Linked DNA regions of Mus musculus: region 1 is linked to region 2. Evidence: chromatin loops called from intact Hi-C (ENCODE). Cell type or tissue: heart. All regions are shown on one strand. Links, peaks and the distances in the headings refer to the core of each region. The heading gives the core; the rest is flanking DNA.

The links. Peaks named below come from ENCODE experiments on the same cell type or tissue, not always from the same donor. Only the 100,000 strongest peaks of a DNase experiment are listed, where the experiment ranks them.
Region 1: it touches region 2 in a loop (4-fold over the local background); 5 of 42 quality-filtered maps call a loop at or near these places.

The regions. Positions count from the first base shown.
Region 1 is chr8:34,061,965-34,070,294 of GRCm38, reverse strand. It overlaps Gm40487 (a long non-coding RNA gene), which reads right to left. Exons shown (of 3, transcript XR_870314.2): 2 at 6,789-7,031; 3 at 5,724-5,920. Among named protein-coding and RNA genes, the nearest start is that of Gm40486, 10 kb to the right of the region's middle. In heart, for the core only: CTCF peaks have their summits at 4,144 (motif pointing right) and 5,193 (motif pointing right); DNase peaks (open chromatin) are centred at 4,184, 4,754 and 6,894; H3K4me3 peaks cover 398 bases; H3K27ac peaks cover 2,244 bases.
Region 2 is chr8:33,971,578-33,979,907 of GRCm38, reverse strand. Gm33588 (a long non-coding RNA gene) reads right to left here. Exons shown (of 2, transcript XR_378863.2): 2 at 5,404-5,882. Among named protein-coding and RNA genes, the nearest start is that of Gm33588, 12 kb to the right of the region's middle. In heart, for the core only: no CTCF peak of the experiment used is centred there; a DNase peak (open chromatin) is centred at 1,167; H3K4me3 peaks cover 1,196 bases; H3K27ac peaks cover 3,661 bases.

The DNA of each region.
Region 1 (8,330 bases), core at 278-8,277, 90 kb before region 2:
GAAGAACCCACAAAGTAGCAGAAAGTCCGGCTACAGAACTCAATGATTTTTGTTACAACTCTAGAGTCTGGATAACAAGAGAAACCATCTCTCAGACTTCCCTTGAACTTCAAATGGGAAGTAAGGAAGGCTGTGAGCAGTGTATAGCATCTGTAGTTCTCCATAAAAATGCAGACTGTACCTTCGGGGTGACACCTTCAGTGTCTGCTGAAGATCCCCGCAGTGACTCTGCATCATTTATCTCATAGTAAAACCTCAGTTTTTCAGGCCTCAGACAGCAGTCTGCCTTTCATCTGAGCTTCTCTGGGTAGGGAACTCTTGGCAAGATGGATCTGACTTGAGCCCTCTCGGGAGGCTCATGGTGAAGCATGAACCAGGTCTGGAGGATCTGCTTCCAAAGTGACTCCTCCAGGTGGCTGGCAGCTGACGCTAGCTGGGGGTCAGGAGGCATCTCCTCAGGACTGGCTTCCTCCAAAACGACTGACCCGAGAACAAGCATGATGCTTGACTTAATGTCATAACTTGTTGATAGGGACCCCTGGGTACCCTTTTGGAAGCTGGCTGCCAATCTCTCCTCAGGATGAAGTCACGATTATAGCATTATCAACAGATCCTTGGTTGGTTGCCAGGCAACAAGCCTTGGGGGCTGGGCATATTCAACACCCTAGTACCAACTTTCTGAATCCAGAAGGTGAAGCATCCAAAATATACCTGGCTGCATAGAGACCTGTTAGAAATGAACCAAGAAGTCAGAAAACCCTGACAAACACTCCACCCCAATTCAACACTTAGCCACATCTGATCTATATGCTGTGGTATGCACAAATCTTGGGTCTATTGGTCTACTTTTGAATTAAGCTTTATAAGAAGGAAATCCAAATCCTTCATAGAAATACAGAAAATACCCTCACGGTCTGTCTTAGTTAGGGTTTTACTGCTTTGAACAGACACAATGACCAAGGCAAGTCTTATAAAAAACAGCATTTAATTGGTGCTGGCTTACAGATTCAGAGGTTCAGTCCATTACCATCAAAGTGGGAGCATGGCAGTATCCAGGCAGGCATGGCACAGGAGAAACTGAGAGTTCTATGTCTTCATCCAAAGGCTGCTAGTGTAAGACTGACTTCCAGTCAACTAGGGTGAGGATCTTATACCCACACCCACAGTGACACACCCATTCCAACCAGGTCACACCTATTCCAACAAGGCCACACCTTCAGATGGTGCCACTCCCTGGTCCAAGGATATACAAACCGTCACACGGTCCTTCCCAGTCAACCTCCAACTCCATTCACATATTCACACACTGAATCAAGAGCCACTGTCCTGACATCTCCCTGTTGCAGGATTTAACAAGTCCTAGGGATTTGTCTAAGTTAGGGTTTTCGTTGCTGTGAACAGACACCAGGACCAAGGCAAGTCTTATAAAGGACAACATTTAATTGGGGCTGGCTTACAGGTTCAGTGGTCCCATCCATTATCATCAAGGTGGGAGCAGGCATGGTCCAGGCAGGCATGGTACAGGAGGAGCTGAGAGATCTACATCTTCATCTGAAGGCTGCTAGCAGAAGACTGGCTTCCAAGCAGCTAGGATGAGGGTCTTAAAGCCCACACCCTCAGTGACACACCTGCTCCAACAGGGTCACACCTTCTAATAGTGCCACTCCCTGGGCAGAGCATATACAATCACAGGATTCAAATAAACAAAGTCATACAGTATAAGCTTATTGTCTTTTTAAATCCCTATCTCTAATAGGGAGCCCATGTTCATATTCTCCCTGAACAGTCTCTAGAAGAGGGCAGGTGCACATCAAAAAAAAAAAAATAGTGCTGGTGTCTGAGCATACAGGATCAGTTGATCTGGCCTTGAGGATACAGGATCAGTTGCTCCAGCCTTGACGCTTCCTCATCTTGCTCTCCTTCACATGCACCCTTCCCCTCTTCTCTGGATATCATTGCTTCCCATACCTAGAAGCCTGGCATCATAGATAGTTGGTAACAACACCTTCTGCTTCTTTCTCCAGCAGCCAGAGCCAAAGAAACAGAAAAGACCACATACTTTTCAGTGTGCAAAGAGAGAAAGCCCCAGTGACTGGCTTGGGGTGAATCCATCTTCCATCAGGAATATCCTACAAGCCTTTCACAAGCCCTCTGTCTCCAGGTATGAGCCCTTCTGAATAGCTCAGGCTAGACTTGAGCTCTATAGCCCAGCCTGTCTTCAAAGCTACTATCTTCATGCCTCAGCCTCCTGAGTTCTGGGCTACACAGTCCAAGTCTAGACTGGGCCACCTATTGAGATCCACTGTCCTTGGTGGAGTTCTGATGCTTAGTCGAAACACCATGACCGAAAAGCAAGTTGGGGAGGAAAGGGTTTATTTAGCTTACACTTCCACTCTGTAGTCCATCATTGAAGGAAGTCCAGACAGGAACTCAAATGAGACAGAAACCTGGAGGCAAGAGCTGACGCAGAGGCCATGGAGGGACGCTGCTTACTGGCTTGCTCAGTTTGCTTTCTTACAGATCCCAGAATCACAGCCCAGGGATGGCCCCACCCACAAATGGCTGAGCCCTCACTATCAATCACTGCTTAAGAAAATGCCTTACAGGTTTTCCTATCTGATGGAGGACTTTTGTTAACTGAGGTCCCCTCCTCTCAGATGACTTTAGCTTGTCTCAAGTTTATGTAAAACTATGCAGCACATATGAGTGTTCTGCCTCACCGGGCATGGTGGTGCACGCCTTTAATCCCAGCACTCGGGAGGCAGAGGCAGGTGGATTTCTGAATTGGAGGCCAACCTGGTCTACAGAGTGAGTTCCAGGACAGCCAGGGCTACACAGAGAAACCCTGCCTCGAAAAACCAAAAACCGAAAAAAAAAAAAAAAAAAAAAAAAAAAAGAGTGCCCAGGGCCTCAAGAGGAGGAAAAAAGACAGAGTCAGACACCTTGAAACTGGAGTTGAAGTCACTCCGTGAATGCTGGGAATTAAACCCCAGTCCTTTGAAAGAGCAGTGAGCGCTCTTAACCACTGAGCCATCTCTCCAGCCACTCTGAGAGTTACCAGGCTGGTTTTTAGAAGCATCTCCCCCATCCCCAAAACTGAAGAAGAGCCCTGCCGCTGCCCTGGGATGCCTTCTTCTAGTCTGAGGAGATTCTGATTCTTGACAATGCTTTGAGAGAGTTTGTGAACGAAAGTGTTTTGTTACAGCCGGGTGTGGGTCCAGCACTTGGGAGGCAGAGGCAGGCAGATTTCTGAATTCGAGGCCAGCCTGGTCTACAGAGTGAGTTCCAAGACAGCCAGGGCTACACAGAGAAACCCTGTCTCGAAAAAGAAAACAAAACTAAACTAAAAAAAGAAAAAAGAAAAAAAAGAAAGAAAGTTTTTTGTTTATTTTTCAGCTTTCATTTTTTTTCTTTTTTTTTTTTTAAAGATTTATTTATTGATTATATGTAAGTACACTGTAGCTGTCTTCAGACACTCCAGAAGAGGGTGCTAGATCTCGTTACAGATGGTTGTGAGCCACCATGTGGTTGCTGGGATTTGAACTCTAGACCTTTGGAAGAGCAGTCGGGTGCTCTTACCTGCTGAGCCATCTCACCAGCCCTCATTTTTTTTTCTTAATCAAATAACTCAACAATGTCATGACTAACTCCACTGATAGAAATGAGAGAGAGAGAGGGAGAGGGAGAGAGAGAGAGAGAGAGAGAGAGAGAGAGAGGCCAAGCTGTGGAAACAGATAAGGAAATGACAGGAGGAGAGAAGAGAAAGGACCAGAGAGACATCTTACGGCTTGACATGATCAAAGGACAGAAACACATCTATAAAAAGGAGAAACTGGACCCCGAGCTTCAATCAACCTTCTAGAGCAAAACCAGATCCTGAGCCATCCCTCCTCCATTGGAGGAGGGCTGCTTCAGCACCGCCGCCACCGTGGCCGGCCCAGAGCACTTCTCTGTTATTGTTAGTCGTCGTCTGTCCCCCCCCCCGACCCCCCCCCCCCGGCTGTGTCTATCGTTGTTGGGTTTTAGTGCTTCCTAAGTGTGGATTCAGATTTTTAACAGCTGCTTCCTTGATCTCTAAAAAGTGAAGACATTTTTGGCTGAACAGTTTGACTGATTCAAGCTGCAGAATTCCAAACGGCCAGCAGGGGTCAATCAACTAACGTGATATTTTCCCCCCTAACTTTTAAAAAAAAAAAAAAGTTCCATGGAATCTAGGTGGCAGCAATGGAAGTCCTCCTTCACCTGCGCTTGCTTCACGGGCTGTTCAGAGATGTTCTAACATAGTCTTTCTTTCCTTCCATTCATCTTTCCTTTCTTTCTTCCGTCTTTTTTTTTTTTTTTTTTTTTTTGCCATGCTGGGATCAAACTAAGGGCCTGCCTCCTACCTATATGCCAGGCAAACACTCTACTTCCAAGACTACAGCCCATTCCATCACTCACTTTTTACCGCCTGTCTCTTCCCTCCCTTCCAGCCCAGCACCCATTGAATTATCAAAGGCTCCTTGAACACTTCTCATCTATAAGATGCTATGTTTGATGTTTGGGGTATGGAGACAAAAAGGGGACCAGTGATTTCTTCTCTGCTCTAGAGAACTGTCTCCTGTTTGGCCGCAAGGCTAGATGGCTAGAGTAAAGCATTGGTAACATGGCTACGATCCCAACTCTTGGCTTGAAGAAGACGCAACTGACCAGAGCTGAGTGGTCCAGGCTGCTGGCGCTGTTGAGCTCCTTTGGGTCATTTAGGGACGTGGCTCCTTCCCATCATGTTGCATCACAGTTCCTAGGATGTTGTTCTTGGCTGAGTGGTCAAAGCTGGGTCATGACCACCTTATATTTGGTCCAGAAAAAGGGGAAGAGAAAAAGCAGACAGCAAACTGTTTCCCCTTAAGCAATAAGCATGGATGTCACGCTTATCTCTTCTATCCATAAACTAGGGTGGGGACCTAGTCATATGTTTGGCCTTGGCCACAAGGAAGTCTGGGAAATGTAGTCATTTGTTAGGTTGTGATATGCCTAAGGTGTTATTAGTAGTAGGGAATAGCTAGTATCTTATCAGGAACCTCTCCTTCCCTCCCCACTTTCTCTGACTCACAAAGAAAACAAAAAAACAAAAAAATCTTCATATCTTTTTTTTTAAAGATTTATCTATTTATTATATGAAGGTGCACTGTTGCTGTCTTCAGACACCCCAGAAGAGGGCACCAGATCCCATTACAGATGGTTGTGAGCCACCATATGGTTGCTGGGATTTGAACTCAGGACCTCTGGAAGAGCAGTCAGTGCTCTTAACCGCTGAGCCATCCCTCCAGCCCCTTTCATATCTTTTGATACTGCTACCAATTGTAACTTCACCGTCACCATTTAGAAACCGTCGTTCATAGGAACTGGTGGCGAATAGAATATCCTTCAGGGGCTGGTGAGATGGCTCAGTGGGTAAGGGCACCCGACTGCTCTTCCGAAGGTCCGAAGTTCAAATCCCAGCAACCACATGGTGGCTCACAACCACCCGTAATGAGATCTGATGCCCTCTTCAGGTGTATCTGAAGACAACTACAGTGTACTTACATATAATAAATAAATAAATCTTTAAAAAAAAAATTAAAAAAAAAAAAAAAAAAAAAAGAATATCCTTCAGAAGTTTACTGTGAACACCACTTTACTCCCAAGATGCATGCTGCTACCGCCCCTCCAAGGGTAACAAGTCTCACCATGACAACTAAGATGATTAATTCCCAGTAAAATGAGACCCGGACTAGAGATTACTTTCTGTGCATGAGAATGTGACATTTGAGTTGACTCTTTGAAGCATGATTAGAAGCCAGTCAGGTGGAAAAGGAGGAAGAACATTCCAGAGTGCGAACAATCTGTGCAGAGCCCTGTAGCCATGGAGGGTCAACTGCATGCATTATGCAGGGTGAGTCTGGATAGGGAGGCAAGCAGGAAATGGAAGAAAATAAGACTATGCCAGATCTACATTCCAAACTGGAGAATTAGATTTTGCCTTGCTGGGCAAACGCTTTGGCCTATTTCCCCTCGGTGTGTGTGTGTGTGTGTGTGTGTGTGTGTGTGTGTGTGTGTGTGTGTTTTCTTGTTTGTGTTCTCTCTCTCTCTCTCTCTCTCTCTCTCTCTCTCTCTCTCTCTCTCTCTCTCTCTCTCTCTCCTTGTCTGTTCAAGTACACTCACCCATGAGTGTGCTTTTGCAAACCAGAGATCAAGTGTCTTTATTGTTCTCCTCCCGACCTTTTGAGTTAGTCTCCCTCTAAACCTGGAGCTTACCTCTCAGATTAGTAAACTTTGAGGAACCGGCTGTCTATACCAGTGCCTTTCAACCTGCTGGTCATGACTCCCTGGGGTCAGATATCAGATATTTACATTTCAATTCATAGCAATAGCAAATTACAGTTATGAAGTAGCGACGTAATAATGTTATGGTTGGAGGTCACCACAGCATGAGGAACTGTATGAAAGGGCCGCAGCATTAGGAAGGCCGAGAACCACTAGCTATACTCTCCTGACACTAGGGTTACAAATTCTGGCTTTGCTCTCATATGGACCATGCTGCGACTCAAATTCAGGTCCTCGTGCTTGTGTGGCGATCTGTTTACTACCCGGCCATCTTCCCTGGTCCCCATCTTTCCAGTCTCAAGCCTCTCTGTCACTTTAGGGTTAGCTTGTGTGTCTGGCTCTGATGAGTGGCTCCCAATTTTCTGGCATCGCTGAGGATGGCCCAGGAAAGCCTCGAGAGATCAAATTCCCCTCAGGAATTCGCGAGTGGAACTGTTACTCACCTGAACCGCCACGGGCAGCTTAGAAAGCTAATTTGGTCAGGAGTAGTTTTTGTTTTTTTTAAACGACCACAGGCTGAGGCAGGTGTGCAGAGGGAACCGGAATGAGCCAGAAAGGCCTCTTTGGAGTCCATCCCGGTCTCCAGTTCCAGGATGCAGTTCCTTCCCGAGGCTGAGGCACATTTTCCACTTCAAGAGTCCTCCTTATCATCCTCTGTAGCTTCAGCTCCCAGAGCCGGTCATGCCCTGAAAAAAAGTTGAAAATGTTAATTGGAACATTCCAAAAACAATTTACAAATTTTAAACAGCCCACGGGGGAGGATCATGGCTCGGGAGATCACGTGCTTCCTGTGTAGGCAGTGGATCTGGGTTCAGATCCCCCTATACAAAAAAACAGGTGTGGGAAGGGCTGGAGAGACTGCTCGGTGGTTACGAGTACAGACAGCTCTTGCAGGGGACTTTGCTTCCAGCACTCACGTAGAGCGGACTTACAACCAACTGCAACTCCACTTCCAGATGTGACACCCTCAGGCACGCACGTTGGCTACATACATACATGCAGGCAAAACACTCATATAAAACAAGAAATGAATAAATCTCTAAAAAAAAAAGAAAAAAAGAAAAAAAAAGTGGGCTGGAGAGATGGCTCAGTGGTTAAGAACACTGCCTGCTCTTCCAGAGGTCCTGAGTTCAAATCCCAGCAACCACATGGTGGCTCACAACCATCTGTAATGGGATCTGCTGCCCTCTTCTGGTGTGTCTGGAGACAGCTACAGTGTACTTATATATAATAAATAAAATCTTTAAAAAGAAAATGAGAAGTAGGAAGGAAGCAAGAAAAAATATGGTGTGATGGCACACTCCTGTAATCCCAGCACTGGTGGGGTGGAGAGAGGCAAGTCCCTGGAGTCTTCTGGCCAGTCAGTTTAGCTAATTGATGACTTCATCAAAAAGACCTCAAAAAAACAAGTCAGAGGGGCTGGAGAGATGGCTCAGCGGTTAAGAGCACCGATTGCTCTTCCAGAGGTCCTGAGTTTAATTCCCAGCAACCACATGGTGGCTCACAACTATCTGGAATGTCTGAAGACAGCTACAGTGTTCTCATATACATAAAATAAATAAATCTTTAAAAAAAAAAAAAAAGCCGGGTGGTGGTGGCACACGCCTTTAATCCCAGCACTTGGGAGAAAGAGGCAGGTGGATTTCTGAGTTCGAGGCCAGCCTGGTCTACAAAGTGAGTTCCAGGACAGCCAGGGCTACACAGAGAAACCCTGTCTCAAAAAAACCAAAAAACAACAACAACAAAAACATGGCAGAAAGTGATAGAGGAAGATACTTGGTTTGGACTTCAGGCCTCTCTTCAAGCTTGCATACAGACATACTTACACACATGAATACACCGTATACTAAGCTACCACCCACAGAGTAACGATGAGTATACATATTACTATATTTATCCTATTTTACTTTTAATTCACTTTTAGGTTCGAATCTGAGTTGACAGGTTTCACCGGAACATTCTCATTATCCTTTGTCCCTGTTCCC
Region 2 (8,330 bases), core at 234-8,233:
AACTGCTTCCAGACATGAAACGTCCATGTATAAAGAGCTGTCAACACGTATTACTTATTACTCAGACTTACCTCTATTTCTTATCAGGAGATTAAAGAAGATGAACAAATGTTTCTAATATTTTCCTTCTGAGCTCCTTGAAGTATTTCTGCTTGTGAGCCTTCAGTCTAGATATTTTGTTTGTTTTTTGCCAAGAGAATGGTCAGTTCAACGACTCTGGCTGCATTACAGCGGGAGCAAAGGCATCAGGACTTACAGGAATGAGATATCTAATAAATACCACCATCTCTGAAAAACCACGCGTCTATTGGTAGATAGAAAGCTTTAGATGTGTGCTTTTCTCAAACGAGGTTAAAAGTATGCTCAAGAAAATCCGAAAATTATGCAGCCCATAATGAAGAAGAGGCAGGGAAGGCGGTTTAAAAAAAAAAAAATCTCATCATTGAATTTACTAATGGAATTTGATTAAAACTTACTATGAACCAGTTAAGCACTATGGGCTAGGCATTGGGGGTTGGGGGTGTAGTAAGAAGAAGGCAGGTGAAGAGGAAGAGGAGGGAAACCAACCAAAGGTTGTGGAGTTTTGTGGAGCTAAGTGTGGCACACAGAACTCACCAGAAGAGAACAAGTATCAGATTATAAATCGCGACCTAGAGAAGAGGCTGCGCAACCCAGCCGTGGAATGATAAGAGCAGGTGGTCGCTTCGGGTAACTTCCTTGACCAGACCCCTCAGATAGGATCTCTATCCCAGGAGCTGAAGTCGGAGGAGAGATTGCCATGTAGAAGAGGCAAATGGCAGGCTGCCAGAGACAACGCAGAAGAACCCCCCCCCCCCAGGCCTCCTAAATCAGAGGGCAAGCTCGGTCTTTCAGATGCCCTTGAAGCCAATCATGTCTGTCAGTGATGCCCTCATCAGTGTCTCCGGAGTTATTTTAGGTACATGATAGAGACAGCAGACTCCAAGAACAGCGATTCCTTTGGTGTAGCGTCCTCGACGCAGGCTCCTTAGCAAGCGGGACAGATGATGTTAACGCTAGAGACAGGCTGGCCACTGGTCCTGCCCTCCTGGGTGAGCAGTCATCACTGCCCACACCAGAAATAGCAGAACTGCTGGATCTAAAGCTATTCAAATTCCCAGCGAGCACCTGTCTAATCTCACAGGAAGCCTGTGGAATGAGTCACGTGGAGGTCCCATGCCCGCTGAGGCGAGGCAGGGCAGGCGGATTTATGATGCACTATCATCTAGGGATCACGTTCTGCCCAGTAGGTCTGGCTAAGTAAGTGCTGTCAGGAATCCCGTGAAGAGCTTTGCTGGAGAGGGAGGCAGATAACTGGCTGGTGGCCTCTAAGTGAATCCAGATGGGGTGGCAGGTAACGCTCAGGGGAGGGGCCCAGTCTGCAAACCCACTTAACCCCCAGACGCCTGGGATTAAAACTGTTGCTCCTTGACTGTTTAGTTGTGCTTGCTCTTTGTATGCACTTAGATAAGAAAGGTTGAGGAGAAATCCCCCAGAATGCACCTCAGAAAAATAGGAACTTTAAATCACCTTTGAAGCCCAATGTGTCCCACGTTCCGGGGTCTTGGGGAAGAGCAAGAGTCGTTGCAGCTCTGAAAGAATAGTAAACGTTGCTCTCGAAAAGTCTGTGAAAACCAGCAGGAAGGAAAGTCCCTTTTGTTTGTTTACAGAGAGATAAGCCTGAAGCCAATTTAAAAAATAATCATTAAAACAATAAACAGTAAAAATAGAGAAAAGTGTATTTCTCATGGGAAAAGATCTAGAAGAGATGTTTTTAACCGAAAAGTTGTCAGTTCTTTTTTAAGTTTTAGATTTATTTTATTTCATGTGTGTAGGTGTTTTGTCTGTCTGTATGTATGTGTACTACATGCATGCTTGGTGTCCAGAGAGGCCACAAGACAGCATTGGATCCCCTGGAACTGGAGTTAGAGCTGTGAGCCACCAAGTGGGTGCTGGGAATTGAACTCATGTCCTCTGCAAGAGCAGCCAGAGCTCTTGATCAAGCCCTCTCCAGTCCTCAGCGCTTTCAATAACTTCAGGTCAACATGGCACACAGCATATTTGGCTGTATAAATGTGATTCCGGTCATTGTCAATAAAACAGGCAGCAACCAAGTGTGGCAAAGTTCAAGAGGGAACAAGGCTGTGAGTCAGGAGATCCTTGCTTGATTTCACCTCCAGTGCAACCCCAAGACAGATGGGCAACGGGTAAGAGTTAAAAAGAAAGAAGGCAAGGATATGACCAAACTAACTTCAATAATATATTTATTTATTTATTTGTTTGTTTGTTTGTAAAGATTTGTTTATTTTATGTATCAGTGCACTGTAGCTGTCTTCAGACACACCAGAAGAGAGCATATGATCTCATTGCAGATGGTTGTGAGTCACCATGTGGTTGTTGAGAGTTGAACTTAGGACCTTTGGAAGAGCAGTCAGTGCTCTTAACCACTGAGCCATCTCTCCAGCCCCAGGAAAGTGGTTTTATAGTATGTATGTAACTGGTCCTATGATCTGAGGGACTACTGATGTTTGGGAAAAGACACACACACACACACACACACACACACACACACACACACACACTACACACACATTCACTCACCTCCCCACCTGCTGTAGGACGGACTCTGAAGTTCAGTTTCCTTTCCTGTGTCTTAGAAAATTAGAAAGACTCCAGGGAGCATTGTGAGCATTTAACTGTGCAACAGAAATGGACAAGCCCCAGAGTTAGGGTCAGTGATTTCTTGTGGTTCCAGAAAGTGCAAGCATTCATAGAAAAGAAAAAACAATTAAAGAAAACCAGTATTCAGGGGCTGAAGCAACGGCTCAGTGGTTGAGAGCACTTGCTGCTCTTTCAAAGGACCTATGTTTGGTTCTCAGAACCCACATGGCAACTACCAACTCTCCATATCTCCAATTCCAGCACCCTCTTCTGACCTCCTCAGGCACCAGGTGCGTGTGTGTGTGTGTGTGTGTGTGTGTGTGTGTGTGTGTGTGTGTGCGTGTGTACACACTGTATAATCACACACACACACATAATAACAACAGAAACAACAAAACCCTGTGAGTGAAACCGGTTTCCCTGTGCATATTGATCAGGTTCTCTCCGTTGCCCTACTTCTTTTCTATCTGGACCCTCACTCCTTGGATGTCTATGGGGTCAAGAAAAAGAATGGCCTGGGCGCTGCCTAACAGGCGAAGTTTGACAAGGAAGTCCCTCCCACACATGGAAGCTAATCTGAAATCATTTGCCTATGAGCCAGTTTCCCACCAACATCAGGAGTCAAAATTTAAATAGATAAAAAGAGTGAGTCTCAGTTCTGGTCTATACACGTCAGCTTCCACACTTTAAGCCGGGCTGGGAAGACAGCAAGTGCACAATTAGTGTGCTGTGCATTTGAGTCCTGAGTTTATACCACTGCTATCTTCATCAGTTCAAGCTGCTGTGTGATTCAAAAAAGAAAGAGAGAAAAAAAAAAGAAATCTCTTCATGATGACATAGTCTCTGATTTGTTTTTTGATTTAAGTCTTTGATTACCTCTCCATTAATCAAAATATAGTAAAGCTTGTGTGGTGGGGTATGAATACAATCACAGCACTCAGGGGGCTAAAACAGGAGAATTGCCACAAGTTCAAGGCCAGCTTGGGCTACATAGTGAGTATCAAACTGGCTAGTTCACAGTAGTTAATAGTTAGACCCAGTTACAAACGAGTTAATAGTAGGACCTTATCTCAAAATGTGTGTGTGTGTGTGTACACAAGTCTGTATCAAAAAATTACATATTTATATATCCTTGAGTTTATGAAGAAAGATGTTTCAAAAATATCCACAAAATTGGGCTGTAGTGACGCACGCCTTTAATCCCAGCACTTGGGAGGCAGAGGCAGGTGGATCTCTGAGTTCAAGGCCAGCCTGGTCAACAGAGCAAGTTCCAGGACAGCCAGGGCTACACAGAGAAAGCCTGTCTTGAAAAAGCAAAACAAACTCCACAAAATGCTCTTGTGTCTCCTTAGGTAAAGCCTAACTTCCCACCTGGGATCACATCCAGCCCAGGGCAGAGCTATGTGTGAGTAGAGCTGTCTCAGTCAAGTGTGGGACGCAACTGCTAATTCTAACCAAGAAGAGGAATCGTTTCCACCGTCTCTAAAACACTCAGAAAGAGACGAATGGACTTTCAGGGGCTTTTCCAAAAGCAAAATAAAAAGAGAAAGGAGGTAGTGTTGAGTCTGGGGAAATCTGGCTACCTGAACTAATTTTAGCCAAAGATATAAAATGTAAGTTTAACCAAAAGCAAAATATAAGCAGAGGTAGGTTAGTTTGAGGCTAGCCTGGTCTACATAGAGAGTTCCAAGTAGCCAGAACTATATAGTAAGACTATGTCAAACCAAACAACAATGAAAATCAAAATACAGCCAGGCAGTACAGGCAGGACTACACAGAGAAACCCTGTCTTGAAAAAAAAAAAACCAAAGGTGTGCACCACGGTTTGATATTGAAATCGGGTCTCACTACACAGCCCAGGCTGCCTGCAACTCTCTACATCGACCAGGCTAGCCTCAAACTCACCAAGATCTACCTGCTTCTGCTTATATTTTGATTTTTTGCTAAAGTAATGTCTAGTGACTGATTTAAAGTGTGCCTTCACTCCTGTGTGCTGACACCTAACAAATCCACTGCCTTCAATCCCCTCCCACCCACCCCACCCCCCTCTCCACGTAGTCCTCTGATTTAAAATGTTAATGTTAGATTTAACATGTACCCTCTATAAGCAAATTACTCAAAACAGTAAGAGGGGGATGAGGCAGAGAGCAGCGAGCCAGGCTGGGTTTTACTTGTGAAAGGGCTACGTTTTCTTTTCCAAAAAGACACATGTGCTCACTGCTAGGTTTTAGTTTTGGTTTTTTAATGAAGCTATTTTATTCTATGAATGTAATACCTGTATGAAGTCAATCTGAGAACAACTTCAAACTGCCCAACACTTCTGTTCCACTGGAGTTAGAAACCACACTCTGCCGGAGTCCAGTTTCAAATGTACAAACCTGCCTAGGTGTGTGTCTCCATTTTCAAAAATCCTTTGTTTGTTTTTATACAAATAAAAGGGATAGATAGATAGATAGATAGATAGATAGATAGATAGATAGATAAATGTTCTTTCATAAAATCAAAAACCAGAAAAGAAGGGCAGGTGAGTAGGAAGAGTTGGAGGGAAGGAAGGAGGAAGAAAGGGAGGGAGGCAAAGAGGGAGGGAGGGAGGGAGGGAGAGAGGGAGGGAGGGAATGAGGGAGGGAAAGAGGAAGAGCGATTAGGTAGGCAGGAAGAGAAGACAGAACTATAAGATTCATAATATCTATAAATCAAACCAAGGACACAGGAACACACACACACTTCACACACTTTTTTTTTTTAATGGAGATAGGCTCTCAGTACATCATCTAGGTTAATCTCAAACTTCTGAATTCAAATAATCCTCCTGCCTCTGGCTCCTAAGTACCTGAGACTACAACGGTGCTTAGAAACTTGGATGAAAGGCTAGAAGAGAGGCAGGAGTCGGTGTTGATGCTAAACACTGCAAACCTAGCCAGCTGCAGAGAGCAGTGAGACCCTGGGAAGGAAAGGATGCTTTATTGCTCGGAAAGGGCTGAGACGAAGGGCGTGGCCACAACAGGTGCGGGGCAGGCTGAGATGAGAGAAAGCAGGGTGATGACTCCCATCCTGGAGAGGCAGGGATTTTAGCTGAGTCATGGCAGGTGAGTGTGTGAGCAAGAGTAGAGATGGAGATGAGGGATGACCAGCACAGAAGTGATGCCCGAGGCAGACATTGAAACCCATCATGCTATGTAAAACGTAGTGTCTTCCTTTACCATCTGAAAAAAAAAAAAAAAAAAAAAACCCAACAACAAAAAAACAAGTAGAAAGTACCTAAAAGACCAGGATGAGTTGGTACCCACCCCTTGTGCTCAGTGCTAGAACCCTAGAGAAAAACGGCCCAGACTCCCTGATAACTGGCTCTCACTGTGTAGCTCTGGCTGTTCTAGAACTCATTATATAGCACAGGCTGGCTTTGAACTCACAGTGATTCCTTTGCCCCTGCCCCTGCCCCTGCCCCTGCCCCTGCCCCTGCCCCTGCCCCTGCCCCTGCCTCCCAAGTGCTAGGATTAAAGACTGACCACACTCAGCTACCTGAGCCTGAATTTAAGGGGTGTCTACTAGACACCCTACCCCACCCCAATTCAAGATGGTTTATTAGAGCATAAGAGATTCTCCCTGGCTTACCTTGTTCCTCCTCACCCACCCCTACCTTCCCACTCCACTACCCCTGCACACACATATCCCTACCCTAACCCCCACCCCACATACAGTTTTTCATGTTCCTCACTCATCTCTGCCTGGTACCTTCTGCTCTCCTTTACATACATTTGTATCTTTTGTCTTTGACTCAAGAGTGCTCTAAGAAAAGCATGTCTCTGGTTTGATGCTGGACCTGGCTCTAGAATCTCTGCACTTCTTACTGCAGATAGGCCCTACCCAATGTGCCCTCAAGATAGATCAGTTCCTCCTACTATCTGTCTATGTCCTTTGAACTGGCCTGTTAATTGCACATTTCTAACTGCCATTTGTCCACACCTTATACCATGAAATGCTGAGAACTGGCCTGCCTCTGCCTTCCAAGTGCTGGGGTTAAAAATCTACTACACCCAGCTACCTGGGTCTGAACTTAAGGGATGTCCACAGGGCTGGGGAGATGGCTCAGCAGTTAAGAGCACTCACTGTTCTTCCAGAGGTCCTGAATTCAAATCCCAGCAACCACATGGTGGCTCACAACCATCTGTAATGAGATCTGATGCCCTCTTCTGGTGTGTCTAGAGACAGCTACAGTGTACTTATATATAATAATAAATAAATCTGAAAAAAAAAGAAGGGGGGATGTCCACTAATCACCCCCAACTCAAGATGGTTTATTATAGAATAAGAGGTCTCCCTTGATTACCTTGTTCCTCATTTCCCCAGGAAACTTCCTCACCCACCCCTACCTGCCCACTCCCCTACCCCTGCATACAATCCCATGTACTGGAGGATGAAGCCATTGTAGTTGTGATTAGCATGTGTGTGGTATCTAATGATACCAAACAAAATAGCATTAAATATTCCTCAAGTGAACACGGCTCTCTTTCAGGTGGATATACAGCTTTGGGTTATAGTTCCCTCTTACTGTGTAAAATTAGAACCAGTTGTTAGGTTTTCAGAAAAGGCTTCACCTTGCCAAACACGCTGGCAAAGAAAATGTCCCTTGTAATAAAAGGACACAATATCTTAATCTTTTCCTAGCTCTACCCTGTAAAACACAGTCATTACTGCCTTCCCTGCCATTGCTACCAACTTGACTACACACAGAAAGAAGAAGAGGAGAAGGAAGAGGAGGGGGAAGGGGAGAAGGAGGAAGAGAAGGAAGGGGAGAGAGGAAGAAGAAGAAGAAAAAGAAGAAGAGGAGGAGGGGGAAGAGGAGGAAGAAGAAGATGGGAGGGGAAGGGAGGGGGAGAGGAGGGGAGGGAAGGAGAGTAAGAGGGGAGGGAGAGAAGACAAAGAAGAGGAGGAGGAGGGGAAGGAAGAACAGAGGGGAGGAAGAGAAGAGAGAGAGAAGGAGAGAGAGATTGAGAGAGAACCTAGTATCTATTCATTTTTGAATACATTGTTACTATGCATGTCTTAAGTCCTGGGAGTATGCTGGGTACCCAGAGCTACAGTAGCATGGAAGTGTGCTACTGAACTACAAACCATCCAACCCAGCTAGAACAGTAACCCAGTGTACCTGTGAATGATAAGAGTGAAGTGGGGCACCTACACCATTGAGGAAAAGGAGGAAATTCAAATTTGGCCCTCGGTATATTCAGTTAAACCAGTCTCTGAAGACTGGTCTAGGTGCTGCAACTGTAGTAGTTTGAATAGATCCCCCCCTCACCCCACATCCCATCCCCCCACCCCCCGCAGACTCACGTGTTTGAATGTTCGGCTCCCAGAAAGCGGCAATATTAGGAGGTGTGTTGTTGCATGTTGTTTTATGCTACTGCCTTTAGCTCCAGGGCGGGCTGAGCTACCAGCCCCCACCCGGCTTCCCTTCTGCTCTACCTGCCTTTACCTTTAGCTCCGGGGCTCTACCAGTCCTCACCCAGCTTCCCTTGAATCCACGGAGAAAAGATAAGATACACACACAGTTTATTCCTTTACAAACTTGCTTTCTTGGCACAACTGCTGGGCGCTGATATCTCCCACCTAGAAAAGCATGTCCTTGCCAAAGTATTATCTCTGTCTCTCCA